Linked DNA regions of Mus musculus: all the other regions are linked to region 3. Evidence: chromatin loops called from intact Hi-C (ENCODE). Cell type or tissue: left cerebral cortex. All regions are shown on one strand. Links, peaks and the distances in the headings refer to the core of each region. The heading gives the core; the rest is flanking DNA.

Region 1 (7,524 bases), core at 1,058-6,057, 300 kb after region 3:
GGTTCCTTTGCTCCAGCTTGGGCCTCCATTCGGCCAGTGGGAAGCGCTGGCAAGCTGGTGCTGCACCACCCAGCACCTCCCTGTCAGGTCACTGAGTCCCCTTTCCAAGGTCACAGCTCCTAAACGGGCCTCTTTCTCCACTGCAACTGCCCTCCCTGTCTAGGGTGGAGGCAGCTCCCCTTGGTTGCCGGCTTGGGTACTAGACATCTCCTCCTTTAAGTCATGTATTTTCCATTTATTCAACTCTCCTCAAATGTCCCGTCTGAGGGTGCCATAAAAATGTAAGACCGTGTCAATTGCCCGTATCAAAAAACATTCTAGTATGTTCCACATGGAGTAGTTTGGAGGGGAGACTAATGGAAACGGCCTGGGGAGGACTAGCCCCCAAGCTTGCACAGAGGCCACCTCTCTTTGTGTCCCCAGGGCATGAGAGGAGGTGTCAAAACCGGACTCCATCCAAGAATGAACTGATGCCTCTGCCACTAAACAGCAGGACCGTGTCTTCCTTTCCTCCACCCCACCAGCTTCAGCCTCCGAGCCAAACCCAGGTGGCGCTCTTCTGCATCCCCCAACACCTCCCATGAGAGCGGGGGTCAACCCCGTGTTTGCCCTACCACCTCCCATCCGGGAGGCTCTGCACTCCCAAGGCGCCGAAGGAGCCTGACGACGCCCCCATGGGGACCGGAGGCTACGAGGTCCACTGGCGACCGCAGGGGATCCCCCAGGGCTGCACGGGTCGCCGTCAGGTCCCCGAGGCGCGCCAAGCGAGGCCCAGCTCCGTGCCCCGCCCTTCTCTAGCGAGGAACATCACCCCACGTGGGGTTGCGGGGGGGGGGGCTCTCAGCCTTGGAGTGTGATTGGTCGCTGTGCAGCCAATTAGAGAGCCTCTGCTGCTCAGGCCAAGCCGATTGGCTAAGAGAGGGCGGGTGGGACGGGAGTGGGGCGCCCTTTTGTTCTTTGCGCCCGCGCCGCGCGCCCGCTCCGGCCCCGCCACCTGCGCGCCCACTCCGGCCCTGCGCGCCTCCCGGAACCCCCCGCTTGTTCGCACACGCGAACTAGGAGCAGCCGCCTGCAACGCAGCCCTCTTAGGGTCTGACCTTGGACGAGCTCTTTCATTCTCCGTTCCCGGGTTTCTTACCCTCGTTTTCTCCTTGTCTCCTAGGAATTGTGGCGAAGAACAGAACCAACCTGGCAGCAAGCTTGGAATGTTTCTAAAAACCTAACATTCAGTGATAGAAGAGGGGCTCTGGATCTTTCTTAAGAGTGAGGCCACGTGGGAAACTGCTTAGCGAGAGAGAATCTTTACCAACCTGATCCTGTTTGCAGAATGAGCTCCGTTCCTATCCAAGACTCACACGGGCTCCGTGGGAATGGGACAGAACTTCTGCCCTGACTGCCCATCTGTGCTAACTCTTCCTAAACCTTCAGTCAGTCAGTGGTAGTAGTGGACTCTGTCTGGAGTGGAAAATGGTGCCTCAGAAGCCCAGAGCCAGCAAAACTCCAGAGAGAGAGCTTTCTAGGCTGAACTGGGGGAGTCAGGGAGTCAGGCAGGTCTGACCTCTGGTCCCAACACCCTCCATCTAGAAACTGCTTCAGCCCTTTACACAGCAAAGCTGTGGCTGCGGAGAGGCCACAGTGCTGCGGGTTGTGGACACAGGCACCCAGTGTCCACACAGCCTGTGGGGTGCGGGGTCAGTCAGGGAACCCTCAGTATCCCCATAACATGAGTGGACTTAGTGAAGCTCTTGCTCAAGCCTAGGTTGGTGAAGGAGAGAGAGTATGGGGTGTGGAAGTGCATTTCCAACGTCCCCTCCTAGAACCGGGCGTCTACAAGACCCTATCAGAATTTAGAGTGCCTTCCTAGCAAGTGATACAGTGAACTGCACCTCCCAACAGCCTGACACTAGTGGGTTCTGGAAGGTCTCTCAGCCCCAGGCCTCTAGCAGGTGTCTGTCCTAAGGACGGGGTATTTGAGGCTACATCTGTGGGCTCTTCTTCCCCTGGGTGGCTGGGAATGGTGAATGTCTGGCGGGGCAGGTGGGGAGGACAATCCCCACCCCATGAAGTTTTAAGCACATTCCTCTCCTGCTGTTTTGAGCCCAGAGAACCTCTCTGCTGGTCAGAGAGTGAACGTTGCTGGACTGTTTGGTGTGGGAATGGTGCTGCTCCTGTGCCCTCAGGCACCTGGGCATCTTAGCTTCCGGCATTTGGAGCTCTACAGTTCCCAGGTCGCTCCAGCCACCCCCCCCCCCCGCAAGAAACAGGAAGTCTTCATCGGGAGCTGAGACTTCCCAGGTGTACCGGGGTGGTGGGAAGCCCATTGTAGAAGTATCAGGAATCCTGAGTGTGGGTCGCCCACTAGGAGCAGACCTTGCCTGGGAGCCTGACTAAGCTGCTACCATATTCCTCCTGTCCAGGCTGCTCTCAGACAGCCTCAAATGCCTGGTGGGAAAAGGGTGCATTTTATGAGTCAGGAGAGCTAGCTACGGTCACCTGCAGTCACAGCTGGCCACCCAGACACTCTTAGGACCTACCAAACTGCCTGTCCTCTGTAGCAGCACTCTAGGGTGTTTTCAATGTTAATCTGAAGTCAGGCAACCGATACTGGGTTCCCTAAGCCCAGGAGGGGCGAGTACTCAGCAGGATCTGAAGTAAGCAGGAGCCCCAGGCCAGAAGGCTTTGAGAGAGCATTGGCCAACTTGAGATCGGGAGTTGGTCAAGAGTACAGGAAATAACTGGAGATGAGGCTAGCCTGCCTCTGGGAACAGGCCTCTGTAGGTGTCCAGCCCAGTCATGAGCCATATGTGTGGGCTGACTCCCGGCCACTGGACCAAGCGACAGGAAGGACACATCAAAGGGAGGAAAATGCATAGCGTCTGGACGGGCAGAGGAGAGGGTAACAATGGGGGTCACCATCACTGGGAAAGCCAGCTCTGCCTTTATGTTCAATGTTGGAGGCTTGGTGACAGACAACACTGGTTGGTCTGCACGTATTCTGCCAGTAAGCATCTGGCAGTATTATTTCATCTGCGTTGGACATGGCCTCATTGACAAAGGCGCTGGGCACCCATGCAGCCCACAGCTTAGGCAGAGGGCACCTGGACAGGTGAACAGTGCTTAACTACACAAAGCTCTTTTCGTATTTTTGCCTCTCTGACCTAGTGAATTGACCTACAGCCTGGTTCAAGAAGTTGCCACCAAGTGGATTGGGGAACTTTAGTCTAAACTCACTTCTGCAGCCTCTCTTCTCGCTCTGTCTTTCGAATCTGGAAATCAATCTGGCATTCACACAGCAGGGGCCCTCCCATAGGAACCAGTTGGCCAGTAGGAGCGGTGCGGGAGCGCCCTCCAGCGGTCACATTCAATATGGCAACTGGCGGGAGACAAGAAGGCAGCAACGGGGGAGGGGAGACTCCAGGATCCAAATGCTCCTGATTTGGACCGTGGGCAACTTGGGAACTACAAAAAAAAAAAAAAAAAAAAAAAAAAAAAAAAAAAGAAAAGAAAAGAAAAGAAAAGAAAAGAAAAAAGAAAAAGGAACGATTTAGCAGAGGGGGAATAGTAAGATGCCTATTAGGCTGGGTGTATTGGTACACACTTGCGATCCTGACTCAGATGGTTGAGGCAGGAGGATCTTGAGTTTGAGAGCAGCCTAGGCTACATAAAAATAAACGAAAGGGGTTGGAGGGATGGCTCGCCAGCTAAGAGAGCTTGCTGCTCTTTGAGAGAACGAACCTGAGTTTGTTTCTGAGCACCCATGTCAGGCAGCTCACAACTGTATGTAACTCTAGCTCCAAGGAATCTGATGCCCCCTTCTGGCTTCTCCAGGCACACGCACCGGGATATGCAGCAACCAAACGGCTAAGCAGATGGCTCCGTGGCCAAGTGCAGTAACCTGCAAATAGAAGTCTGAATCCCCAGCACCCATTTGGAAAGCTGTGCTTGACTGTCCTTGCCTATATAGCCCCAGCACTGGGAGCAGAAGACAGGTGAATCCTCCAAGCCCACAGTTCTCCCAGCCTAACGCTACCAACAAGCTTCTGATTCCATGAGAGGTTCTATCTCCAGGCAGAGTCAGAACAAGGACAAGGTCCGGAAGACGCCTGGCATGTGCTTTAGCCCCCGTGTGTGCGAGCACACACACACCCACAGAAAGAGAGAGAGAGAGCGCTACATATGCATATACCTCACACACACTGACTTTCCTATTTGACTCCACCAGGGTCCTGAAGGGGTGTGGCCAGAGATCACCTAACCGGAATGGAACCAGCCCAGTAAGAAGCCAGAATTGTCATATTAGGAGATGTCAGGAACACATGGATAGAAACTGGAGATAGCCCGGGAGCACTTCTCAGGGAGCCTGGGAGCACTCCTAATGATGATTTATCATCATTGCCTAAGGCTGTGTCCTAAGAAAAGTAAAGCCTTCACCAACCTCTGACTTCCCCAAAGCCCTCAAATAGGTAATTCCCAAGGCAGTTGTCCGCCAGCTGTGGAGCGCATGCCCAGTGGGTATCGGTGCCTTTGCTCTGGGAGGGAAGCACACTCTGGCTCATCCACAACCACTGCTTCCTGGAAGCAAATCCTGCCACGCCTGGTTGGAGAGCACGGCTAGAACCCACTGCTTCCAGGATAAGCAGTGAAGTTTGTAACAGCTTTATTGAAACACGAGCTACACATAACATAAAATCCACAGGTTGCTGGGACCCACATATATTACAATGTAGCCTTAACTGTGTTTACAGCGCTGTGCAGCCACCAGCACCAGCCATGGCAGAAGCCACATAAGTACACTCTCCAGCTTTACATTGTCACAGGGCTATAGTGACAGGATAGCTCCATGGTTAAGATTTACCCACTGCTCTTACAGAGGGTCAGGTTTGGTTCCCAGCACCCATGTGCTGGTTTACAACCATCTGTAACCCGAGTTTGGGGGAATCCCACAGCTTCTTCTGGTTTCCATGACTATGCATGCAAGCAAAGTGTGCACATAAATAAGTAACTTAAAAAAAAAAAACTTGGGCTGGAGAGATGGCTCAGTGGGTTAGAGCACCGACTGCTCTTCTGAAGGTCCTGAGTTCAAATCCCAGCAACCACATGGTGGCTCACAACCATCTGTAATGAGATCTGATGCCCTCTTCTAGTGTGTCCGAAGACAGCTACAGTGTACTGACATATAATAATAAATAAATCTTTGGGCTAGAGTGAGCAGGGTCCTGAGTTCAAATCCCAGCAACCACATGGTGGCTCACAACCATCTGTAATGAGATCTGATGCCCTCTTCTAGTGTATCTGAAGACAGCTACAGTGTACTGACATATAATAATAAATAAATCTTTGGGCTAGAGTGAGCAGGGTCCTGAGTTCAAATCCCAGCAACCACATGAAGGCTCACAACCATCTGTACAGTATACTCATATACATAAAATAAATAAATAAATCTTAAAAAAAAAAAACCTTTAAGCTCTCCTACTTAGGTGATGCTTCATGTGTTTGTCCTAGGTGACTGCCTTAGGCTTAGCATATTTTCAAAAGCCAGAATATTATAGCTTCCTCCTTACTAAGGTCCCCTTGTTAAGCTATGCATAGTCTGCCCTTGCTTATCCATCTGTCCTGGGTAGAAACCATCTTTTGTCCATTATGAATAACACCAACAACTCTTGGAAGACTAGTATACAGGAGGCACCTTTCAGTTTAAAGCAATGATTTTTATTGTGAAGCATATATCTAATTACTAAATATTAGAAAAATACCTCAGCTATAATCACTACTTTTTTTTTCAAGACAGGGTTTCCCTGTGTAGCCCTGGCTGTCCTGGAACTCACTCTGTAGACAAAGCTGGCCTCAAACTCAGAAATCCGCCTGCCCGTCTCCCGAGTGCTAGCATTAAAGGTGTGCACCACCGCTGCCCTGCTGATTACTACTAATTTTTACTGAGACTTACTGAGTTTGTTTTGTTTTTTTTTGAGACAGGGTCTCATGTAGCTCAGGCTGACCTTGAACTCCATATGTAGCCCAAAATAACCTTTTCCTGTCTCCACCTCTCAAGTGCCAGGCTTGCAGATGTGGGCCACCATACCCAGTATTATGAGGCTTTGTACATTTAGGCAAACACTCCTGGCTACAACTTCAGCCAACCCTGGCATGTAACCCAGAATAGTCTCTGCCTCCCTTAGTGCTGGAATTATAGGTGTGTGTCATCAAGCCCTACTGCGACACTTTTGACAAGCATAGGCTGGCTTGCCTTTGGGGCTGGAGAGGCTCGCTGAGGTGTTGGGGGTGGGGGGGCAACAGGGATGGGGCAACACTGACGAACACCCAAAGCCAAACAGGGTCAGGCGTTAAGAGTCCTACCAAGGTCAGGGCGTCTGCGCCTGCAGACTGCGCTCCAGTACGCTGGTGCGTCCAGACGGGCTTGCACCCCAGAGCATCCCTTCCCTTGACCGCAGTCTAGGCAAAGGCAGCACCTCGCCGGGAGACGCAGAGAAGCACACTCACCGCGAAACGCTAGCCAGCAGCCGCGCGCCTATTGGTTGAGAGAACGGCAGCCCGAGCCAATCAACGCACAGCACCCGAGAGTCTACTAGGAATGCGGTGGGCGGTGAGCCGCGCGCGCGGGCACTGGGCTCTGCAGCGCGGGTGGGGGATGGGAGTGGGAGGGGGGGTCCGAGACTTAAGCTGAGCCGACTGTTGGGTCCCTCGGTCACCACGTGATCCGGCACGCCCCACTCTGGGCACTGGGAGCCGGTTTCTCCTTAGGAGAAAGCGCCAGGGCCGCGCTCTCTGGTGCGGGTAGGCCTGGGCGAGCGGGGGCCCCCGCCCTGGGAGTGCTGGGGGACTGGGCTGACCACCCGCGTCGCCCTGGACTCCTGCCGCCCAGATGAAGGAGACGATGTAAGCCTCAAGGAAGCAGGCTGCACTTAAGTTCAAGGGACCAAAGAACAACAGGAAGCCCGGATCCTCCCAAATCCAAAGAGACCCTCACCACCTAGCCGTCTTTCCTGCCTTATGTGGTGTAGTGCTTCAAGCGGCCATGTTACGCCCTCCCTGACCTGGACCTTGCTCCCCAAGGGCCAGCTTGTTGGTTCCAGAGCCCCAAACCACAGAAGGGGGGAACAAAGGCTGGCGGACCATAGGGTGGGTGGGTGGGGCCTCTGGACCCTTGCCTGGCAGGTTCGCCTATAAGCTTTGTAGGCCCCTGGGCTTGGAATTTCTATCTCTGCAGACCTGTGGTATGTCACCTGGCTGCATTGCATTGCATTGCACAGGAGCCCTTCTTACTCAGAACCCTAAGAGGACACTTGGGAACCCGCGGCCCCACCTCTCTCCCTGTGCTGTGCACCTGTTTGGCTCCACGGGCCTCCAAGTGGTTCCAAGACCAAAACTGTTCGCTTCAGGGGACACTTGCCCTCCCTCCTTCTATGGGGAAGCTTCTACCAAAGTGTTGGCTCCCCGCTACTTTGTGACCTCCCTACGCGAACGACGTTTTTATAACCTAGTCCCTCAGCTAGATGGGTCTGACTT
Region 2 (7,524 bases), core at 1,018-6,017, 52 kb after region 3:
ATCCGATATCTTCTTTTGGCCTCTGTTGGCACTATGTTCTCACGTGGTATACCACACTCATACACGTGAAATAAAAATAAATCTTTAAAATAAAATTCAGCTTGGGCTACATAGAAAGACAGATGGAAAATAAAGAAAAAAACAGGTGGACTCACTGGATCGAGTCACAAGCTACAGCCAAACTAGGGTTGCATATTACCTGGGACCACACCTGCAGGCGGCTTAACTACAGGCCATGGAAAGGTTAGGTAGAAGGGGAAAGACTCAGACACCAAAAAAGAAAAGCTGCTATGGGTAGACTGTCAGGTGAGGGGACCTCAAGGGAGAAAGAGCTATGGCTCCTGGCGAGAGGTCATATACAGCAACTCAGTTACTCTAAGTGTGTATGAACGTACTAACACGGCCTCGACATGCACAAAGCAAAAGCAAGCATATTGGAACAAGAAAGAGGTAAACATGGTAGGAGATGTGAGCGTTGTGTCCTCAGAACTTCTAGAACAAGTTGGAAAGAAATCAGTAGGACTACAAAGTGACTCAAGAGGCAATGAAGAAGGCAGACCTTGCGGACACACGGACACAGGTAACACGCTAATTCCAGAACTCTAGCACACTCCTTGATTTTTCTTTCTTGCTTGTGTCTGCGATACGAACCCTTGTATGTCTATGTTCAGGCATATGTGGACATACACGTGTGTGGAGGTGTGGCCACACCCACGTGCTCAGACGTGGATGCATGACACTGACGGGAGTCTTCCGTGGTCACTCCCCACACTGCCCTTTGATTCAGGGTTTCTACACTGAAATCAATATAGTTCCTCAATATGGCTGGCCTAGCTAGCCAACTTACTCTTGGGGGTGAGGTCCCCAGTTTCCAGATTCTGAACACTAATTACAGGCGTCAGGCCCAGCCCATAGTTGTTTAATGCCCCTCTCCCCAAAATGTCCTCCAACAAACAAAAACTGTTATGTGCATGCTGTGTGCGCCTGTGCAACAGTGAACATGTGGAGGTCAGAGGGCAACTCTGGAGGACAACTCTGTGGAGTTGGCTATCTTCTACTTTTCACTTGGTGTACTGGCCAGTTTATGTCAACTTGACACAAGTTCCAGTCATCAAAGAGACAATTGAAAAAATACCTCCACTGGGCTGCGGGCAAGCCTATAGGACATTTTCGTAACTAGTGATTGATGGGGAGGACCCAGCACACTGTGGGTGGTGCCACCCCTGGGCTGGTGGTCCTGGGTTCTGAGGAAGCCATGGGAGCGAGCCAGTCAGCAGCACCCGCCATGGCCTCTGCTTCAGTTCCAGGCTCCGGGTTCCTGCCCTGCCTGACATCCTGTTGTGACTTTCTTTAATGATGATCAATGATATGGCAGGGTACACTGAATAAACCCTTTCCTCCCCCATGTTGTTTTTGTTTTGGTCATGGTGTTTCACCACAGCAACAGTGACCCTGACTATGACAGGTGGGTTCTGGGGACTCAGGCTGACAGGCTCCTGTGGTGAGTGTTTTAACTGTTAAGTCATCTTGCCAACCCAACAGGCTTCAGGTCAGAGCCAGGCTGAAACCTGTGATCCAAACCCTAAGGCTGGCCTCAGCCTCCCCTTGTGCCCAGGCCCTAAGCATGACGTGTGCTCTGAATTCATATATGCCTTCAGGCTGAGAGTATGGTCTCAGCCCTGGTCCTGCACCCTCTCTTCTGGCCTCAACTGTAAGGTGAATGCTGGAGCTCATATACTGAGTTATGAGGAGACAGGAGAAATAACACGTCATATGCAAATATGTGGCCAGACTTCTCCGAGGAGCCCAGGCACAGAGCAGGCCAGGGACTCAGACAAGTGGCTACAGAGGGGCTAAGGACCAGTCAGGCCGTCACAGGCAGCAGCTTCTAAGAAGCAGCAGGGTGGCCTGGCAGTCAGCTGAAGCTACACCACACAGGGTCTTCCAGGGCACTGGCTCTGGACTTGGCCTGTCGGGAAGATGATGGGACAGTGAGGCCTGCTCAGAAGATCTTGTCTGTACCAAGTACTCTAGGCCTCTGCCTCCCATGTATGGGTAGCAGCCTTCACTTCCCATCTGTGTAGACAGGCCGCACAGGCTGGGCAGTGTAGACAGGTTCTTGGGTTCAAGTCTCTGTACCCTCATGGTGCCTCACAATTGTCTGTAAGTCCAGTTCAAGGGGATCCGATGATTTCTTCAGGCTTCTGCAGGTACCAGGCACACAGGTAGCACACGGAGACAAACCTCCCTCTCTCTCTCTCTCTCTCTCTCTCTCTCTCTCTCTCTCTCTCTCTCTCACACACACACACACACACACACGTAAACGTTCTAAATTAATATTAGAAAAAGAAGGAGGAGGAAGAAGAGGAAGAGGAGGAGGAGGAAGAGGAAGAGGAGGAGGAGAAGCAGCAACCACCACCGAGGTTACTGGGCTGAGCTAGAGACACAGTTCCTCTTATGAAGTGAGTCTGCTGTACTGAGAGGCCAGGGTAGGAACAAATGGCCAATACCTGCTGGGGATTGGAGCTGAGAGCAGAGGGGCTGGCTGTAAGCCACTGCCCTGTCAGCCTGGACAAGTTGGGGGGTGGGGGGGAGAGGCAGAGTCGGAGCTAGTCCTGCAGTAAGGACCACCACTCCTGACCATGCTGAGGGGCCCAGTGGTCTCGATCTTCCGGCTCACCACGCCCAACACAGTAGAGAAAGACAAGCAGGTGACATGAAGCAGTTAAAAAAAGCCACCTAACCATTTTACTATAGAACAGCTGCAGGCATGCTGACAGTAACGTCCCGGGCACTGGGCTCCATGGTGCCTCTCACACACCAGCTGCTGTCCTACCCTTAGCCCTGTGTCTTGGAGCGTGACCTGGACACCAGCCGCAGGACTGAGTGTCAGCCTCAGGCTTGGCTCGTCATCCCAAGGGCGATGTCACTTAGAACTCAGAGATGACCCTTTGTGTTGCTCCAGCAGTTCCTCTAGGTGGTCCGCCCGCTTCACAGCAGCCTGCAACACATTTCAGTCAGGCCCTGGACACCCTGACCCTAGGCAAGACAATCACAGACCGCCCGAGGGACCCACCTCATGCTGTTTGCGGAGACTGTTCACGGCTGCCTCCTTCCTCGCTAGAGCCGTCTTCACCCTGCAGTGATGGGCATTCGGCTTCTGCACAGCCCCACCTTCAGTCCCAGGTCAGCCTGAAGGGTGGCCTCTTACCACCCAGCCTCAGCCCTGCTCCACCTTGACCGGAGCAGCCTGCCCTGGGCCACTGCCTCCATGACAACCAGACCCTAAGGTGGTTTTTGGAAGAGACGGGGTTGTGGCAGGGTGGAAGTCTCATTCTCATGTTAGGCACAGAGGCAGCCAGGCAGGCAGCCACAGCCCTGGGTAGTCCCTTGGAAGGACTAAGGAGACTCTGGGTGGCTACTGTCACCCTCTCTGCCGCTGGCTCTCTGCTGAACATCACCTGTTCCGGCCAGAACCCTGCCCACCTCCTCGGAGAAGCACATGTGGGTCTTTCCCAGCCCCAGAGCTAAGTGACGCCCAGGGGAAACGCCTAGCCTTCCTGGCACACAGACGGAAACCATGTGAGCTCCTGCCCGTGGGCTACACTGCTTATTTGGAAGAGACAGGAGGAGGCAGGACTGGCCTCCTGTGCCCCTACCTGCAGTGCTGAGCACCCACCTCCGGTGCACCTCGTCTAGCTCCACCTGCTGGCGGGCCTGCAGCTCTGCGAGCTCCACTTTCACCCTCTGGGTCTCCTCCTGGGAGGCTGCCAGCTGCTCTGCAAACTCCTGCCGTACCACCTGGGCCAGGCTGGCCCGCTCACTGCACATCTGTGTGTTCACCTGACAAGCAGGGGGCGCTGTGAGCAGGAAGGCAGGGTGAGGCCCCACCCCCATCTCCCCTACAGAAAGAGCCCTGGGCTACTCACCGCCCGCAGGTCTTCTAGTTCCTTCTCCTTCTGCCTTACTAGGGACTGCAGCCGCTCCTTCTCCCCTTCGGCCTCCCCCAGGCGGCCTTTCAGCTCCGAGCACCGCTCCTGAAGCTTCCGCTCCGACTGCTCCAGCTCCGAGAGCTCTGTTTCATACTTATCACGCACACGCTTCACACTGGCAGGCAGAGGCACGGGACAGCGTTCACTCTGTCTCTGCCTCTGCCCTGGGCTCTCCCCTGACTGTGGAGCTAAAGGCAGGAGGCTGCTCACCGGCTCTCGGCTGCTCTCTCGCTCTCCTCCTTGGCCAGTGTCATATCGGCCTCCAGCCGGTGGATGACCAACTCAATCTCCTGGTCTCGGCCTTTTCGGATCTCTTCCTTCAGCTCACGTTCCCTGGTCAGCAGCCATGCTTCCTGCAGGGACATGCAGCTGTCTCAGAACTGGCCAGCAGGAGGGCAGATAGGAGAAGCCGGAGGCAGCAAGATTAGCCTTGCTGGGCTCCAGGGGATGGCTCCTGCTTAGAGCCACAGAACACAGGGCGAAGGGCTCCAGCCCTGCACAGGTCCCCAGGTCCCAAGAGGACCATGTTTTGTTTTCAGGACCTCCCGTGAGCAGGGGCATGAGATGGCCCTGGGTAGTATGGCTCCTTAGCCAAGGGGGTCACCATTGCAGCAGGCTGTCCCTCTCTCGGAGAACTGTAGTCTAAGATGATCAACTACTACTGTCTGCTAGACAGGCCAAGGCAAAATGGCAAACCTGCCCTGTGGCCAAGGGGCTTGCAAATTCCTAAAAGGAAAGACCAGAGGCCAGGGCCCTGAGGGGCTTCAGGGTCTGGGTATCAGGTGACTCTGAAGGACGCAGACGGGGTGACTCCTGGAGAGGAAGGACAAGTCCTCTCAGGTCTCCAAGATGTCCCTGGCCCCACTTCCTCTTGTTCCGACTCTAACCATCTGGATCCATGTGGACAGTGAGCAGCATGGCCCACCGAGGTCCACACAGCTAGGAGGAAGCGCCCAGGAAGCCCTGAGCAGCAGCCCACCTGGCCCGGCCTACCTCCTTCTTGGCACAGCTGGCCACCCACGCCTGTCTCTCAGCTTCCAGCTGGTCCTTCAGGGCCTTCAGCTCCATCTGAGGGGGGCAGACTGTGAGGGCCTGAGGCCACTCCAAGGCCCTGCCCACCCTGCTGAGGACCCCACACCACCAGAGTCAAGCAGAAGAGACCCCCTTCCTCCGCTGCAGGCCAGACTCGGCCGGCACTCCGAGGGGAAGAGCAGGCTGACCTGGTGCCTCCGCTCCTGCTCCTCTCGGCTCCTCTCGAACTCGGCTCTCAGGGCCCGAGTCAGGGCCGCGCTGCTCTCCTCCAGCTGCTGCCTCAGCTCCTCCAACTCTGCCCGCTGCCTGCAGGCCAGCAAGAGTCAGGCAATAGAAGGGCACTGTGAGAGGGGTTGGCTAGGCCAGGGGTCACTGTGAGGACAGCCCTCGGTGGCACCTGGCTGCCTGCTGGCCCAGTCGCTCCTTCTCCTCGGCCACCTCATTGTAGAGTCGCCGCCGCTGCTGCTCCAGTGCCCTCTGTTCCTGCTCCAGGTGCTGCTCAAACCTGCAGGACAGTGAGGACACTTACACCACAGTGGGTGCCCACGGTGCTCGATGCCGGTTACCCTGCTGACCAGGGCGGCCACATCAGCTCCCAGGGACCCTCTGCTGTCCGTGGGCTGCAGCCTCCTTCAGCTGCGTTTGTGGCTTTTCGTATCTTCACACTGGCCTCTCTCTGCTTAGCCCCACCCTCAGATGGGAGCCAGGCACATGGTTCTTTGACCTGAGTAAGTGCCTGCCATGACCTGTATGTACCCTTGTCTTTCCTGAGAGTGGGAGAGCAAAGGGCCAGCAGGTCACGAGAGAGGAAATGACAGCCTTAGGGGGACCTAGCCTGGAGGCCCGGACAGTGAAGGAGGGGTGTCCACTGGTCATTGGTGCCAAGGCATACTGACTGACTCACAGAGCCATGTCCCTTGGCCACCATGTCCCAGGCTGTGACATCACAGCCTGGTTATAAGACAGTGGTGAGCCCTAGGGCCGAGGGAATGGATGCGGCTGTCCTCTGCAGCAGAGTGACCTACACATCCCAGTGGGCCCGGCTCAGCAAGTCTGGACATCTGAGCGTAGTGACAGCCATCTCTCATGACCACACACAGGAAGGTCACAGCACTGGCTGGGCAGGTGGACGGCACAAGTCCCACACAGGCTGGTACGTTGCAGGGGTCAGGTGGCTGCTCTAGGCCCAAGCCTCCAGAGCTCTCCTTCCTACCTCTGCTGGGCGCGCTCCCGCTCCTGCTGGCCCAGCACCTCCCTCTCCCGGTCCAGGTGCTGCCGCAGCTCTTCCGCCTGACGCAGGTGGCGCTGTGCGGCCTGCTCTTCACGCTGCTGCAGCTCAGCCTCGTGCAGGCCCCTGAGCCGCCTCACCTCTTGCTTGTGCTTGGCAATTAGTTTCTGGATCTCAGGCTCTAGACCTGTCGGGACGGGGGTTGCACCAGAGATAGGGCTGCAAGTCCCCTCCAATCCAGCCACTGCCCCACAGCATGGCAAACCTGATCGACTAGAGGTAGATGAGAGGCAGTAGATTAGCCCGTACTCCAGAGACCTAGCTTTAGGAGTGTCTTGGATATACCATCAGACCACAGAGACTTGCCCGGCCTCTTGGTGCTCTGACCAATGGGTCTCCCAGTGGCACACGCCCAGGATCCTGGAGAAAACGGACTCTCCACAGGGCAGTCTGAAGGTGCCCCCTAGAACCTCCCTCACATACCGAGTCTGTCAGCCTAAAGAGTGCTGATCTTTCTTTTCTAGTTTTCTCTGGTTTCTGCAGTGTGACCTACATGTCTTGCAGTTTCCAAACTAGCCTCCAAGGGGCGGGAGGTCCCCTCAGGCTTCTGTGACCTGGGAGCCAACAGCTGGAATGGTGTTTGCGTCTACCTGCCTTAGGCAGCCAGGACCACGGCCTCACCTAGCACCACCTATGTTCACTGTCACTAGAGTGAGCTGCAGGGCGGGAGGCCCCACCTCTGACTGTGATTTCCTTGATCTTCTTCGTTTTCTCATTGATCCACTTCTCACGCCGGATTTTCTCGGTGGCACTCATGAGTTCTTTGAGTTTCTTGATCTCCTGCGCGAAGAGCACAGGAGGTCAGTGAGTGCGGAGGGGGAGTCCCGTCCGTCCGTCCGCCTCCTGGGCCTGTAGGCTGCAGGGCTCCTTCCTCTCTCCCCAGGGCGGGGGCCACCACAGCACACACATGCTAGCCTGAGGTACCACAAAGGGTAGTTACAGCCACTGGCTTGTGGGGGTCCCATCGTTGAGAGGGCCACCACCCACTGTAACTGAGGCCACAGAGAAGGGCAGAGAACAAAGGGACATAGGAAGGAGAAGAGGCCCTCTGTTTGGAGCTGGTGTGCCTTTCCTGCTGACAGACACCATCAACAAGACGTCAACAAACGTCACTTACTAGAGCCATGACGCATGTTTTCTTAGAGATGCCACCAACAAAAACCATTGAAACCAGAAGGCACACTTAAGGCCAGAATGGTTTATAGCTTTGCC
Region 3 (7,230 bases), core at 2,231-7,230:
CCCCCAGGCTACAGGTATCTCCAGGGGCTAGCAGCAAACCCCAGCATCCACTCGGGACACATTCTGTCATCAGGGCAGCACAGAGAAGGTACACAGCCCAATGCGTCTAGGGCTAGATACAGGCCTCTTGTCCACCTGCTTCTCCAGGATGCTGTAGGGTGCCGGTGGTCCCCATTCATTCCCAGTCAGTCACCAACCTTGTCGCTGCCTGGGCAGGATGGCAGGGGCTCCAGTGATGCCAGCCTCCGAAGGGTGGGATAACCTGGGTCTCAAGCCTCTGTGTATCGGCCCCCAGCACCTGCTGCTGGGCCTGGTAAAGGGGGTGCTTTGTGAGCATGTGGGGAGATACCAGACAAAGGTTCTCACACACCAAACCTCACCCACACCCACAACTGCCTGGCCCAGTGGCAGGCCTGTTCAATGTGGTAGGCCTGTGTCTAGATGAGGGATAACACACTTACACACACACACACACACACACACACACACACACCTGTAACCCAGATCCAAAGCATTTGTTTAGCAAATGTTCCCATGTCTGTGCACACATGGAAACTGAGGCCAAAACAAAGAAGGCATGGTCAGAGTCATGCAGGGACAAGGGTGACAAGTTCTTCCCTCAAGGTTACCACAGCCAGGGCAACTGGGGAGGAACAGGCAGAAAGGACTGGTCAAAACTGTGAGTAGGCTATGGGAGGAGAACCTGGTAGAGAGGATCCTACCAGGGTTAGGCAGTTGGAGGGGGCACGTGACTTGACAAAATGAACTATATGATACCACCACCTGGGTAAAGTCCCTACAGAGACTTCTAGCAAGAACCTCAGATTAGAGATGAGCCATAGATGGTGACAGGAGTACAGACCACCATGCTGGGAATGTTCTAGTAAAGTCACGGGAGTCTACGGTCAGACTGAGAAGAGAACAGATGCCCAGCATCCTGCTGTGGAGGGCGGAGTGGCAGGCCCTGGGCCCAGGAGGCAGTAGGCCAGGTCCACCAGAACATAATGTCTGCCCAGAGGCCAGGGGGCAGACACTGTTAACAGGGCAATGTCCAGCAGACCAGAGGCCACCAAATCACCCCTCATAGATCCCCATTCGTGGTGTCCCTCTGCTCCACCTCAGCCCCCACCACACTCATACCTCCCACGGACTGGGCATCTGAGTCAGATATGTGGGTGATGGAAAAGCGGGAGGCAGGTGTGGGTGACACGGTGAAGCGTGAGAAGGGCGCAGCTGGCGTGGGAGGCGCCGCCAGGACAGGGTCAGCAGGATCCAGCTCAGTCACCAAAGCAGCCTTGCCGGGCACCAACGGGAAATCACCATCCCATTCGAACCTACTGCCTGCAGGTCGGACCAGAAAGTCACTTCTGTTATGTGACCCACCCCAGCCCCCACTTAAGATGATATGGCGTCTTGAATCCAGACCTTCCGTGACAGTGATGTCACTCTCTGGCCCCCAAAACCTGGCTCACCTGGTTCAGGAGCAGAGCTGTCAGGAGAGTGGCCAGCCCGCAGTGGCAGGCCGGTGGCACTGGGTGAGCTGGGGCCACCCTCCAGGAACGTAGGGAGTGATTCCTTTGTGCTGGGAAAGGGCTCCCCAGTCTCTCGGGTGGGGCTTTCCTGGAGGGACAGAGCATAGTGTGTGACTCGAGCCGCCCAACCTCCCCCAGCTCTGTGTATACCCAAAGCAGCAGCCCACCTGGTCAAAGAGGTAGACCGTGACATCATCGAAGAAGGACACAGCCTTCTTCTTGCGCTCCAGGTCGTCACAGAAGGCCTCTGACAGCAGGCTGGGCATCTTCAGCAGGCTGCGTAGATTTCGGGCACTCTGGCTCTCAGCCACCACCACGGGCACCGCTGGCGGCTCCTCCTCGCTGTCCTCACTGGGCTCCTGGACGCTGTAGCACCGGAGCTCCTCATCAGACTCCTCGCTGTCCTCGGTGTCCTCATCCTCCTCCGGCCGGCCCTCCAAAGCCCCGGGGTGGCCAGGCAGGGCCAGGCAGAGCGGGGATCTGGGTGTGCTAGGATTGCCCATCTGCCCCTGCTGGGCTCGCCCTGACAGCTGTCCTGAGGGACCCTGGGGCTCCGTGCCACTGCCTTCTGAGATCAGTGGAACGGAGGTCAGCGGGAAACATTTGGAATGACTTGGGCCGGGCACAGGCTGCACTCCAACTGGGCCTTGAGCCCCGAGAGGCTCTGGCCTGGGGACTTCTGGCAAGGGCTCCTCTGACTGCTGTGGAGGGGACAGCACCTCGCTGGACACTGCAGACCTGGGAAAAGCCTGCACAGACTGATGCCCTGGGCTAGGTGGGCTCCTCAGGTCTTGCTCCTTTTGGGAGTCCTGGATCCCACTGTGCTTCTCAGGGCCAAAGGTGGGTTCGGACTCGGCATCCAGGTCTGAAAAGTAGGCAGAGTCTCGGTAGGGGCTCTTCTTGCTGAGGCCACCAAGGGAGACAGAGAGCAGAGGATCGGGCCCTGGGCTCTCACCCTCTGAGGCTGGCTCCCCAAAGGCCTCAGGCTCACTCGACTCATGGGCCTCCTTGAGCACAAACTCAGGAGACTCATAGTTCTCTGTATCATAGCCACTGTCCACGGCACGGGGCTGCCCGCCAGGTGGACCAGCAGCTGATGGGCTTAAGACCTCACAGCCACCATCACTGGCTGAGGACGGTATGTCCAGAGAGTCCAGGGAGTCAGGGGTCCCCACCTGCTTCTGCAGACTGCGCAAGGCTGGTACTATGCCTGACTTCTCCGTGTGTGGGCCGTCACTGGACAGGTCGGTGAAGACTCCTGATGTTGCCTCGGTCGTGTCTTCGTCCTCGCTGCTGGGTGCCTCTTGCCCCAGAGAACTGCCGCTGCTCTCCAGGGTGGGGGCTGGCTCAGGGACGGTCACCCAGCTGCCAGCAGCGGGTGTGGGTGAGGCAGGTAGGATGTCAGGAGCGCTTGCCTCCTCCGAGGGAAGTGAGGCTCCTTCACAGGATGGGGAGGGGACGGAAGGAAGGGGTAGCTGGGGTTCAGCAGATCCCTCAGCCTCCTGGGCAAGTTTGGGTTCCACAATGGGGTTCTCAGCCCCACCCACAGCTCCCTCTGTCCAAGGGGATGTGATGAGGCAGGCAGCAGGTGCCAGGCCTTTGGCAGGACACAGGGGGAGCAGGTTGAAGGGACGGCTTGGCTCCTGACCAGGGGAGACTGCTACTAGCCCAGGGAGAAAATCTCTGGGATCCTCCTGGGACAGGAGATGGCCCACCTCAGGGGAGGCTCGAGGGGTCTGCTCTAAGCTGGAGCAGTCGTCCCTGTAGCTGTCTGTGAAGCTGCTAACATAGCCAGGATCCCAGGATTCTGGGTCGCGACTGGCACTGTTGTTGTTAGCTGACATGTTAGAGCTCCAGTGTCCACACTGAGCGGCCAACCCCACCTTCCCCTCCTCTGGCTCCTCATCACTGGGGGAGGGCTGGGCCCCAGGACTCCCCGAGGGAGATGCACCCAGTGGGTCATCAAAGAAGGGCGGGCAGAAGGTAGCCACACCCCAGTCTATGTCTTCAGCTGGCAACATCGGGGTCCCAGGAGAGGGTGAGCGTGAGGGACAGGGTGACCCTTGCCTCCTATGTGAATGGTGGTCACAGGGGCCCCACAGACCCTCAGTTGGGGGTGCATGGCCCAGCAATGGCTCCATGGCAAGGGACGCAACAGTGCTCTCCTCAGAGTTATTGTCCTGGTCAGTCACAGCCTGGGGGCTGGGAGCGCAGCCGGCACAGTCTGGATCGTGGCCAGCAGCAGGCACTGCCCCCTCCAGGCGGATGAAGTACTCGCTACCCACTGAGGGGCTGTGGGCACTGAGGACTGGCACCACACCCGGCGGTGAACTGTCAGGCGCGCACAACTCCTGCAGGCGCGCTGCCGAGCCTGGGCTTGATGCAGCCCCCGAGGGTGGGTACTCCTCAGCGCCACAGCCAGCCTCCCACTTGTATTCAAAGTTGAGGCCGTGGCTTGTCTCCGTGACCGTCAGCACGTCATCACTGTCCACGTGAAAGCCGTCGCTGGTGAACCGCTCCAGCAGCGGGAAAGACGAGGCAGCGGTGAGCTCCGCGGAGGCGGCGGTGGCAGCTGCTGGGGCTGCAGAACCCGAGCCCAGGCCCGTGCTGCCCCCGGGCCGCAGGGAGCGCCAGCGCCGCTCAAACTCCTCCTCCAATTCTGTGGTGCCCTTAGCACACAAGTAGGACAGCAGTAGATGAACCTCTTCAGCTGTGGGCCTCTGCTCTGGCTGCAGCCAGCAGAACTGCATCACCTCGTACCTGCCGGGAGGCCCTCATGGGTGGCCCTGGCCATATCCAGAGGCACGCTGGCCGGAGTATAACCTGCCCTCCGGGGACAGTCCGTTCCCCCATGCTCAGAGTACCCTGGGAACACTAGGGGCAGTCAAGGCAATCTCCCAAGGCAGGCCCAGAGGCCTGGGAAGGGCCCTGAATTAGGGTAGTTCAGGCTGCAGAGACCCAGAAGCCCTGTAGAGGTGGACCGAGCAGCCCCAGGCTGTAGGGCTCAGCCCCCTGTGCCCCTCTGGCCTGCCTGCCCAGGGGGGTGGGGTCCTCACCATCGATCAGATAGAGCCAGCTGCAGCTGGGGCTTGGGCAACTTAAGCTGCTGCTCCCGGACGGCGTAAGCCAGCACCTGCCCGTCCGAGTGCTGGGGGTACGGCTGCGCACCCAACTCGAAAAGCTCCCAGATGGTCACACCCAGGGACCTGCGGGAGCAACCACAGTGACACGTGGCTGAGCATGACTGCACAGAATCCCTGAACACCTGTCATCATGTCAGCCTCTCTGGGACTGGACCTCACTACGCCACAGCCGCCCCTCTCTAGAGGCACAGATGCAAGGCAGAATCCTGTATCCCTTAAGGACAAGTGGCCTTCAACAGCATCTCAGGATGATTTTTAACCAAAATATGGTGCCAGTATTGGGGGGGTGTCAGTTGGTCCTATCCTGAAGGCCCCATACCCTTGACTGTCAAGGCAGTCCCCCCTACACACACACACACACACACACACACACACACACACACACACACACCAGTATAGGAACCTCAGGAACCCATCATCAACGAAGTAGCCTGTAAAGTGCCTCTCATGGCCACAAGGTGGCAGGCATGAGTACACTTTCCCTGTGTGGCAGCCCTAATCCTAGCCAGAGAAGGAAGTCAAAATGCTGGAGCAGGGGGCAGAACTGAAAGGCAGCATCCCCACTAGAATAGCTGACGCCAGCGCCATCTGGGGAGGCGGCATCCCAAGGCCCTCCCGGCAGCCCTGCCTGCGCTCACCACACGTTGCTGCTCTTGGTCTGGTCCACCACCAGCAGGTTGCCGTGAACCTCGTCCACCAGCTCTGGCGCGATCCAGCGCAGCGGCACCCACAGCTGGTCAGCGGTCACGAGATAGTCTTCCTGTAGCACGCAGGGACAGGATGGGAGTGAGCTCCGCTCAGCAGCTGCCCCTGCACACGGGCCCTGACGGCCTTACTCACCCTGTATTTGCAATGCGACAGGCCATAATCACCAACCTTCACTGTCAGGTCAGCCGTAAGCAGGCAGTTCCTCAGGGCCAGGTCACTGCGGAGTGGAAGGCAATGTCAGCAGAGTGTGCCAGCCTGAGTGAGCCCTGGTGGAATGGTTGGGCTCCCGGGCACAGCCAGGCAGACCGACAGGAAGGGGTGTCTGAGGGGCCACCCACTTGTGCCCAAGTTCTGGCTCCACACCCTGTACTGGCTATTTTGGAAGACCTGTGTGGACTTCAATGCATTTCTAATACTTCTTCTTCTTCTTTTTTTTCTTTTTTTTCCAGACAGGGTTTCTCTGTGTAGCCCTGGCTGTCCTGGAACTCATTTTGTAGACCAGGCTGGCCTCGAACTCAGAAATCCTCCTGACTCTGCCTCCCAAGTGCTGGGATTAAAGGCTTGCGCCACCAAGCCCGGTTTTCAATGCACTTCAATGCATGTGAAAATCAGGCAAAAGATGCTCAAGGACGACCCCCCCCCCCCAGCAAAGTGCTGTCTAACTGCACCAGAGCCCTAACCCGCTCCACCCTCTGTCTGATCTGCCCAACAAGGGCCAACAAGCCATGGAGCAGAGAGTCTGCAGTGTCCTCTCAGGACCCTCACCCTTCCGACTACACTCCACCATCCCAGTCCCCAGGAGGTAAGAACTGATGGAGAAACCGAAGCCCGGAGTGTCTCAGAGGGTCCTGCCAGCAGTCAGAGCCCATGTTCTAGAGTGCAGCCCTGCCTGGCCTGCTACACAAGCTGGAGCCGAGGTCTAGAACAGTATGGACCACAAAGGCCCCTTTGTGTGGAGGATAAAAATCACCAACTCAGTGGGAAGCCTGGAATGCCAGGCTCTGTATAACTCTTGCTTGGCTATAGCGCCCCACCCCCAGGTGTTTGGGGTACAGGACAATAGAGTGCCACGGGACGCACCCTCATCTGCCATACTGGCTGTTCTGCTGAGAGATCTCTGGATGTAGATGGGGCCACCTTGGCCTGCCTCTACCCCAGGAGGACTGTGTCAGGGGACAGGGTGGGGTGACCTGGGTCCATGCCTATGGGTGGGGCAGCTGGGCTAGGCAGCAGGCAGGGCAGGAGGCTGGCAGCTGCCCTCTTCAACAAAATCACTGATGCTGGAGTCACTGTGCACCCACTCAGCACCAGGATATTGTTGGGGAGGACGGCCTGTGCAGCGTTGGAGCTGGTGGGCCGCTTGTCCGTTGCCACTTCTTCCAGCATGTGCCCCCAGCTCATGGGAGGCTGGGCATCCTGGCCACCAGAGGCAGGAGAGAGCCACCCCTCCCACTACAGGGCCAGCCCAGCCACTCCCTTTGTGGCCTGAGGGAAAGAGGCTGGGGTTGGTATGGAGCCCAAGTATGGCTGACTGCTCTAGTAGACAGGATGGGTTTCTTCATTTAACTGTCTGCAAGGTGAGTTTCAAATGCCAAGTCTTCACAATTTATTTCATTTTGAGATGGTCCTGCTACATAGTCCTGGCTATTCTGGAGTTCATTAGGTAGACCTAGCAGGACTTGAACTCACAGAGATTCTCCTACCTCTGCCTCCCAAGCGCTGCAATTAAAGGCGTGAGCCACCATGCCCAGTTAGTTTTCCCAGTTCTAAGAATGATAAAGTTCCCTGCAGAGTGGCTATTTTTAGATGAACCCAGTTCATGAGGCCCACAACGTGGGATCACCGTG
Region 4 (7,524 bases), core at 1,298-6,297, 88 kb after region 3:
TGCCTGCCATCCAGAGACTCACCTTGAGCTTCACGTGGCCGGAGCTGCTGTCCAGACGGTTCAGGAGGTACTCCAGCAGGCACTGGCTGCTGCCTAGTGACTCGTGGGAAATCTCTGAGGGTCATTTGGGTTAGGGAAGCAGGTTGACACAGGCCATATCAGGAAGGATCTACTGGCTGAGACAGACTTGCCCTCCTGTGACCGAGGGCCTTCTCAGGTCTCACTCTATGAAGACCACTCCCACAGGCTTTGGTTTAACCAGCCCTGGAACTTTTAGGGTGTCCTGGTCTCTACACTATTGGTATTGCAGTTCTTGGTGTTTCCCCCAAATCCTACTGCCACACACATCTGGATAGTAGGAAAAAGAAGTTGTCTGTGAGCCGGGCGGTGGTGGCACACGCCTTTAATCCCAGCACTTGGGAGGCAGAGGCAGGCAGATTTCTGAGTTCGAGGCCAGCCTGGTCTACAAAGTGAGTTCCAGGACAGCCAGGGCTACACAGAGAAACCCTGTCTCGAAAATCCAAAAAAAGAAGTTGTCAGTGCTCCTGGAATAGCAGAAAACCCCACCCTGATGCAGTATCCCTTCCTGCTATGTCAGGATCCCCTCCGTACTAAACACTAAACCCACCAATGGGAACAGTGCAGAAGGATACTGGCGATCTCTTCAAACAGGTAGCCTGGACATGGGATGCTATCATCTGAGGTCCCCTTCAACAGGATGGGGAGCTGTAGGGGAATGAGGGCCATGGTGAGCTGCCATCTTAGACAGGGTAGGTCCCAGCCACTGAAGGGAATGGAAGCAAGCCTCATGCTGACTGGGGCTAAAACTGCCCAGGAGAGAGTCTGGGCAGGGCCACAGTCACCCTAAGGGCCACAAAGCAGAGCTGCAAACAGGCTCTGCTCTGGCATGGAGGAGTGACCCGGGAAAGAGGAAAATCAACAAAGGTTCTCTAACGAGGTCAAGATGAGGTTCAGCCCCTGCCTCCTACACTAAGTAACAGCAACAGAAAGAATCTCAGGGCTTTCTGTGCATTGGATGGGTGAGACTACTGGGTACAGACCCAAAGAGTGAGAACCGCTCAGCTTGGGGACTTTAAGGTTCCTTGAAGATAGCAAACTTCCATCTTATTGAGTCATGAATCAGCTTGGTTGTGCTTGCTTACTTACTTCCTTGCGTGTCCCTGCAAGCCTATGGTGTTTACTTGGTTGAAATCTGGGAACACCTCATCTCATCCATCAGTATCTGGATGAGAGGGCGAGGTTTAGGAACATTTAAGACAAGTATGTCTTCACCGTGCTATTTGTCTACAGTGCCTTCAAGGGGATCTGTAGGGAGGGAGCTGCACAGTTCAGTACTTCAGATCTTGTCCCAGACTTGAGTGATCTGATCTCTTGTAGCAGGGACTCTTAAAAGCCTAAGAAGGGTCCCTGGGGCCACTCAGTGCCCTCAAGATCCAGTCAGAAAGCTCAAGGCAATCAATTTATTGCAGTCAACAGCTGGCAGCAGGCTCCGCTCTCGCCACCCCGTGGCTATGGCCTTCCAGATGCCCCCTGTCCCCCAGAGATGTACGAGCTTCCAGGATCTTCTGAAATGAAGCCTGGGGAGAGCCGATGGGCCCCGCTGGAGATCGCCCGCCGCCCTTGGGGTTAACCTTCTGCTATCACGGCAGGCACACTCATTCTCGGCAGCTGCTGGACAGTGTCTGTCCCCGCTAATCTAGCGAGGTTCCCGGGCGCCGGAGGTCAGCACACCCGGCGAGTTTCACTCACCCTATGCAAGAAGCTCAAGCGGTCCCGCAGGGGCGGCACAGCTGCCATGGTCCAGGTAACCTCCCAAACTGCCCCGCTTCCGCCAGGCTTCGATCCTCCAATCGTCGCGCTCCTCTCGCTCCCCCGACCAATCGCTCGCAAGGGGCGGGCACGAAGGCGGGAACATCTGCGTCTCAGCCAATCCAAAGTCTCAGCAAGAGACGGACAAGAACGGCGACCAATTACAGAAGCACAGGACTGTGACTCTGACCAACCAGAAAATAGGATAGGCGGAGAGTCCGGATGTTCACGCGTTCGACTCCGGAAGAGGCAGGGCCCAAGATGGCGGCGCCCTCGAGAGCCTAAAAGGACCGCTCATGTCTGTGAACGGAGCGGTGTGGGGGCGTGTGCGGAGCCGTTTCCGAGCCTTCCCCGAGCATCTGGCGGCCTGTGGAGCTGAGGTACGGAGCGAACGGAGCGGAAGCGGAAGCGGGATGGGTGGCGACTCGGGTCAGGTCCCTGTACTGTCCCGTCTTCCCTCAGGCCTCGGCTTATGGCAAGTGCGTGCAGGCGTCCACCGCCCCAGGAGGCCGCCTGAGTAAGGACCTCTGCGTTCGCGAGTTCGAGGCCCTGCGGAGCTGCTTCGCCGCCGCGGTAGGTGGGCGTGTCCCTGCTACGTCATCTCTGTCTGGCGTCCTCTTTTCCGCCAAGCAACTCCAGTGACAAGGGGACAGGGCCTCCAGTTAGCTGTTGGCGTCTTGCCGATGGGCAACCCGATGAGACCGACCCCAGCTCCACTTGGTTTCTCCCAGCAATTCCTGCTAGATGCCAGGGCAGTGTCCTGCTAGGCACGCACCCCTGACGCACCCTGTCCCCGAGGAGTAAAGTGCAAGGTCCGCAGCAGGTTCTCCCTGCAGCACGGAAGCGATGCTGAGAGCCGCTTGGGTTCTTGATCCTGGCCTTTTTGCCCATGACCCCTCCACTAGAGCTAGGGTCGGTGGTTAAGAACCCAGGGTGACAGACACACTGCATCAGAAGCAGGTCCACAGTAGCCTCGGCGGGAATGAGGAGCAGTGTTTGAGTTGACTACAGCCCAGCCTCACCTACATACAGCCTTTGGTTTCCCGGCAGAGGCTGTTCAGTCGTCAGGTGTTGCGCTTTTCTTGTTCCTTCTAACTTGACACAAGCCTTTACTCTTGTGGTTGGTGGCCAGCAGCTGTCATTGAAACCCTAAACACACTCCTAATGCTCAGAGTTTCTGCTGTCCCTGCCACCCTCTCTGTGGCTGACCAGAATTGTGTGACTCCATCTGCTGCTTTGCCTGGACCAGATAAAGGCACCCCCCTGTGGTTCCCCCTCCATCCCTGCCCATCTCATAACAGAAACTCTCAGTCACAGGGGCCAGGCGTCCTCTGTAGGTGAGCCCAGGCTGGGACCCCCCGAGACACACTAGCATCTCAGTTCTTTAGCGTGGTTGGGATAAGGTGGCATTTGATGTGGTAGATGTCTTGCTTTAAGCCATATCTAAACTGGAAATAAGTCACTGAAACAAAATGCTTTCTCTTCCAGGCCAAGAAGACCATGATGGGAGGCTCCTAGGAAGAGCGGTGGGCGTGGAGGCCCTGTCCTGACAGCACGCATATGGGCAGCAGAGTTCCTGCTGTGTAATGGTTCCTCCCACCCTGAACCATGGGCAGGCAGGGCAGGGCTGTTTCCCGGCAGTGTGTACATGAGGATCTGGATTTGGTTGAGATGTAACATGAAGATGATTTAATTTTGTATAGTTTCAGACTTTTATATATAAAGCATGGTATAAGGAACTGGTCTCTCCCAAGGACAATGTATTCAGAGGACACCTGCACCCCCACCCCACAAAGGTGGCAGGTCTGGACCATAGAACTCTGCTCTCAGCTGGGTGTGGTGGTGCACACCATTAATCCCAGCACTCAGCAGGCAGAGACAGGTGGATCTCTTAGGAGTTTGAGGCCAGCCTGGTCTACAAAGCAAGTTTAGGACAGCCAGGGCTTGTTACACAGAGTCAACCATCTCAAAACAAACAAAACAACAAACAACAACAAAATAAACCAAAACCCTGTTCTCACCTTGGGCTGGAGAGATTGTTCAACAGTTAAAAGCACATGTTACTCTTTTAGTTCAGTTGCTAGCACTGACATGGCACCTCACAACCATCTTTAACTCCAGTTCCAGGGGATCCAGCACCCACTTCTGGCCTCTGCAGGAACCAGGCAAACATGTGGTACACAGACATACAGGCAAAACGTACATCTAAATTGTAAAACAAAAACCCCTACTATTCTCATCAAAAGTATTTAGTCTAAGTCTGGCTCATCATGCCCCTGGCCTGACAGAGTAAGGCACACCAGAGGTAACCACGGCAACAGCATAAGGGAACAAGCCTACACAATGAGAAGTGCCCTGTGGATGCTGCTCAGGAACTGGGCAGAGGCTTTTCTAGACAAAAGCCAACAAGGACGTTATCTTTGGACCTTCAGTGGGGGGACAGCCATCCCTGCATCCTGTCATGAACGATGGCTCCCAGCCTTCATTCTTTCTTCCCCTTCCTTCACACAGTGGGCTTGAAACAAGTTCAGAGTGCAGAAGGATTCTGTGTGTGAGTGCCACCTGCTGGGAAACATGGGAACTACTCAGTCCCGTTTCTTAGGTGTGGAGGTCATGCTGTCCTTGACAGTTTGTACCTGCCTCAGAACCCTGGATCCTGGGAACAGGGCTTGGGCCAGGGACTGTCAAGCCCTACATGCCATGCCCCAATCTGTGCCTCCATGTGGCACCTAACTGCTACTTCTGAAACCGGCCTGCCCATGTGGGGAAACCCAGGTTTTTTAGCTTAAGATTTATTTATTCAATGTGTACAGGTCTTGTGGCTGCATGCATATAAGTACACTGGTGGGCAGGAGGGCACAAAGGTGTTGGGTCCCCTGGAACTGGAACAGATCATTGTGAGCTGCCATGTGGATGCTGGGATTTAAACCTGGGTCCTCTTTAAGAGCAACAAGTGCTTTTCAACTGTTAGGCCATCTCTTCAGCTTCTAGAAAACCCATGTTTGATAGATTCTTGAGTCCATCTCAAGACACGACTTCTTGGCTCTTACTATGACCCAGAGCAGCTAGATTCTGTCTCAATGGACAGGGTGGTGCTGGGTCTCAACAGACCAGATGTTGGTCTAATTGCCCAGGGATTGCAGATTGTTCTCCACAGGTCAGAAACATTTTCTCCATGTTCTCAAGAGTTTACAGCCCAGCCAGGCGTGGTGGCGCACGCCTTTAATCCCAGCACTTGGGAGGCAGAGGCAGGTGGATTTCTGAGTTCGAGGCTAGCCTGGTCTACAAAGTGAGTCCCAGGACAGCCAAGGCTACACAGAGAAACCCTGTCTCAAAAAACCAAAAAAGAAAAAAAAAAAAGAGTTTACAGCCCAAGGCCAGCCTCCTCAGACTGCCCAACCTGCCAGTGTCATCTTCAAGTTCTCTTGAAAGCTCATTGACTGTAGCTTCTTGTATCTTCTCCCTGAAGACTCCCAACTTTGGGCCCCACTGAACTCAGGCTCCCTCAAATCTGTGAGGCAAAAAGTTCTCTCTCCATCTTCCATCGTAACCCCGAAGAAGCAGACAGGTCACGGCCCTGCGTAGCCCTGGCCTACAGACAGCTCGGCTCTCAGGCCTCCAGGGCCCACGCCTTTCAGCTCTCTCATGATGTGAATATTATTCTCATACACACGGACCTTATCCCATGGACTAATGTTCGTGAAGCCTTGGTCCCCAGCTAGTGATTCTATTTTGGAAGGTCCTAGAAACTTCAGGAAGTAGGTCGCTGCAGGCATGCTTTTGAACATTGTCCAACAGGCCATGGAAACCCTCTACCACATGCTTGTGCTGCAGTTCTGGCTAGGCTGCTCACATGGGCCAGGCAACCCTGGTACTGAAGCTGAGCAGAAGAAAGGACAGTGTCCTCAAGTACTCCGGCCACAGTTGTGCATGCTCCTTAGGCCTTTGTGCCTGCACTAGTCTCAGGCCTCCAAACTGGGAATGCATTCACTGGCTACAATAGAGACAGCTTCCAAGGCTGTATCAGCCACACAGCACTGACTCTGCTCAAGCATGCAGTCAGTCAGTTGGGGCTGTTGTAGCAGAATATTGAGATCAGGGGCTTTTAAAGAATGCAAATGTATTCCTCACAGCCTGGAAGCCCAGAGTTACCAGTCAAGTTCTAGTATTGTGAAGCCCTCCTGCTGAATCTTCACTGGACAAATGTTACTTTGGTGCACCACCTTTGTATTCTAAGCACTTAAAACTCCCTCCTGGTTCTGCTACTTGGAACCCTGCATCTTAGACCACACTGAACCACAGCAAATGTCTCTGCCTCAGATGAAATCTGTTTTGTTCTGTGTTTTTATTGTTGTTTTTTGATCCACAGTTTCTCTGTGTAGCCTTAGTTGTCCTGGAACTCACTATGCAGGCCAGGCTGGTATCAAACTCGGAGAGAGATCCATCCACCCATGCCTCTGCCTCCTGAGTACTGGGATTACAGGTGTGCGCCATCCCTACACCAGTTCTGTTCTCTGGAGAGCTTGAGTTTTACTCTGTGCCCTGCATACTGTTCTACAGCAGCAGCATCTGTGGGCAGGCATCACATTCCAGTAGCCTGCCTGTACCAGGTACCTACTAGACCCAGTGCCCACTAGAGCTAGTAGCTGAACTGGCAGGCTGCTGACCCAGGTTTTACAGGGCCCAGCTTGGGGGAAACACTGTCTACCTCAGCATTTTTATAGTTTACCAGCAACTCCCCCACCCCTAATCTGTAGGTTTGTGGGTTTTGTTTTATTGGGGGGGGGGGGCTGTGTATGGTTCAAGACAGAGTTTCTCTGTGTAACCCTGGCCTTGAACTCAGAAATCCACCTGTCTCTGTCTCTCAAGTGCTGCGGTTAAAGGCATGCGCCACCTCCGCCCAGCTAGGTTTGTGTTTTCTAAGATAAGAAATGCCCTCACCTGAAGGCTGACAGCAGGGTTGGAGGGGAGAGCTAGGAGGAAGAGCTGAGGACAAGGACAGCCCTGCCTACTTCTAAAACAGATCCTCAGAGACCAGGGAGAGTAGAATGACCTCAGGACTATCAAGCTATGAGGAAGCACCAGTCCCAGCAAGGTTACAAGAGCTCCAATCTGAGGGCAAGGCCAGATGGCATCTTTCCACCAGATATTTGGAACTGGTTTTAGTCAGAAAGGATGGGAAGAAGCCTGATGCCCTCTTCTCACATCCAAGGGCACTGCATGCATCTGGTGCAGAGATAGGTAAAGGAAACATTAATACACATACATGAGTCTAAAATTTAATTGTAATAAATATATTTCAAGAGGTGCAGAACGTGCACACTAACTAGGGCATGGCCTGGTCCAAACAGGACCCCACTGAGGCTCCTGGTCCTTCAGGCCCTTCGTTCCAGGGCTTGGGGACAAACCAGGTTATTGTCCCTCAATCTCCTTACTGGACAAAAGAGTGACAAAACATAACCTTGTTCTCTGCTCAAAGACAACAGGGGCATGCCCTGGCAGCAGTACTGGCTGACAAAGGGCAGCTCGACTGGGTCTGAGGCCACACAGATACAGAACAGCAAATGAGACATCCCAGGGCTTGCTGGTGGCAAGCCTGTACTCACCGTGCAACCTCCTCCCTACAACAGGGATCAGCATGGGAGCCTGTTGGTCTCCCAGCTGCACTCGGCCGGGGCACGTGTCCCCGTGACC

The links. Peaks named below come from ENCODE experiments on the same cell type or tissue, not always from the same donor. Only the 100,000 strongest peaks of a DNase experiment are listed, where the experiment ranks them.
Region 1: it touches region 3 in a loop (2.0-fold over the local background); 6 of 42 quality-filtered maps call a loop at or near these places.
Region 2: a loop joins it to region 3, with 5 times the contacts of the local background. A loop is called at or near these places in 13 of 42 quality-filtered maps.
Region 4: a loop joins it to region 3, with 3 times the contacts of the local background. A loop is called at or near these places in 17 of 42 quality-filtered maps.

What each region holds. Positions count from the first base shown.
Region 1 is chr11:120,304,429-120,311,952 of GRCm38, forward strand. No RefSeq gene overlaps it. Among named protein-coding and RNA genes, the nearest start is that of Mir6935, 39 kb to the right of the region's middle. In left cerebral cortex, for the core only: CTCF peaks have their summits at 3,327 (motif pointing left) and 3,829 (motif pointing left); DNase peaks (open chromatin) are centred at 3,345 and 3,828; H3K4me3 peaks cover 460 bases; H3K27ac peaks cover 238 bases.
Region 2 is chr11:120,061,709-120,069,232 of GRCm38, forward strand. It overlaps Cep131 (centrosomal protein 131), which reads right to left. Exons shown (of 26, transcript NM_009734.3): 17 at 6,990-7,092; 18 at 6,238-6,439; 19 at 5,422-5,529; 20 at 5,213-5,330; 21 at 4,986-5,060; 22 at 4,203-4,345; 23 at 3,930-4,107; 24 at 3,680-3,843; 25 at 3,077-3,137; 26 at 2,722-3,001. The coding sequence ends at 2,927. Among named protein-coding and RNA genes, the nearest start is that of Aatk, 18 kb to the left of the region's middle. In left cerebral cortex, for the core only: a CTCF peak has its summit at 3,729 (motif pointing left); a DNase peak (open chromatin) is centred at 3,777.
Region 3 is chr11:120,008,135-120,015,364 of GRCm38, forward strand. Aatk (apoptosis-associated tyrosine kinase) reads right to left here. Exons shown (of 14, transcript NM_001198785.1): 8 at 5,516-5,600; 9 at 5,314-5,435; 10 at 4,589-4,738; 11 at 1,700-4,292; 12 at 1,473-1,620; 13 at 1,141-1,341; 14 at 1-310. The coding sequence ends at 270. It overlaps Mir338 (microRNA 338), which reads right to left and starts at 6,728; the gene lies at 6,631-6,728. It overlaps Mir3065 (microRNA 3065), which reads left to right and starts at 6,633; the gene lies at 6,633-6,719. In left cerebral cortex, for the core only: CTCF peaks have their summits at 3,791 (motif pointing left), 4,375, 5,168 (motif pointing right) and 6,798; DNase peaks (open chromatin) are centred at 3,971 and 5,172; H3K4me3 peaks cover 999 bases; H3K27ac peaks cover 3,826 bases.
Region 4 is chr11:120,096,856-120,104,379 of GRCm38, forward strand. Tepsin (TEPSIN, adaptor related protein complex 4 accessory protein) reads right to left here and starts at 1,876. Exons shown (of 13, transcript NM_183137.2): 1 at 1,771-1,876; 2 at 654-726; 3 at 23-114. The coding sequence starts at 1,818. It overlaps Ndufaf8 (NADH:ubiquinone oxidoreductase complex assembly factor 8), which reads left to right and starts at 2,079. Exons shown (of 3, transcript NM_001110242.1): 1 at 2,079-2,210; 2 at 2,293-2,403; 3 at 3,319-3,569. The coding sequence starts at 2,127. The coding sequence ends at 3,348. Slc38a10 (solute carrier family 38, member 10) reads right to left here. Exons shown (of 17, transcript NM_024249.5): 17 at 7,096-7,524. In left cerebral cortex, for the core only: CTCF peaks have their summits at 1,814, 2,141 and 4,398 (motif pointing left); DNase peaks (open chromatin) are centred at 1,979, 4,392 and 5,643; H3K4me3 peaks cover 1,756 bases; H3K27ac peaks cover 1,840 bases.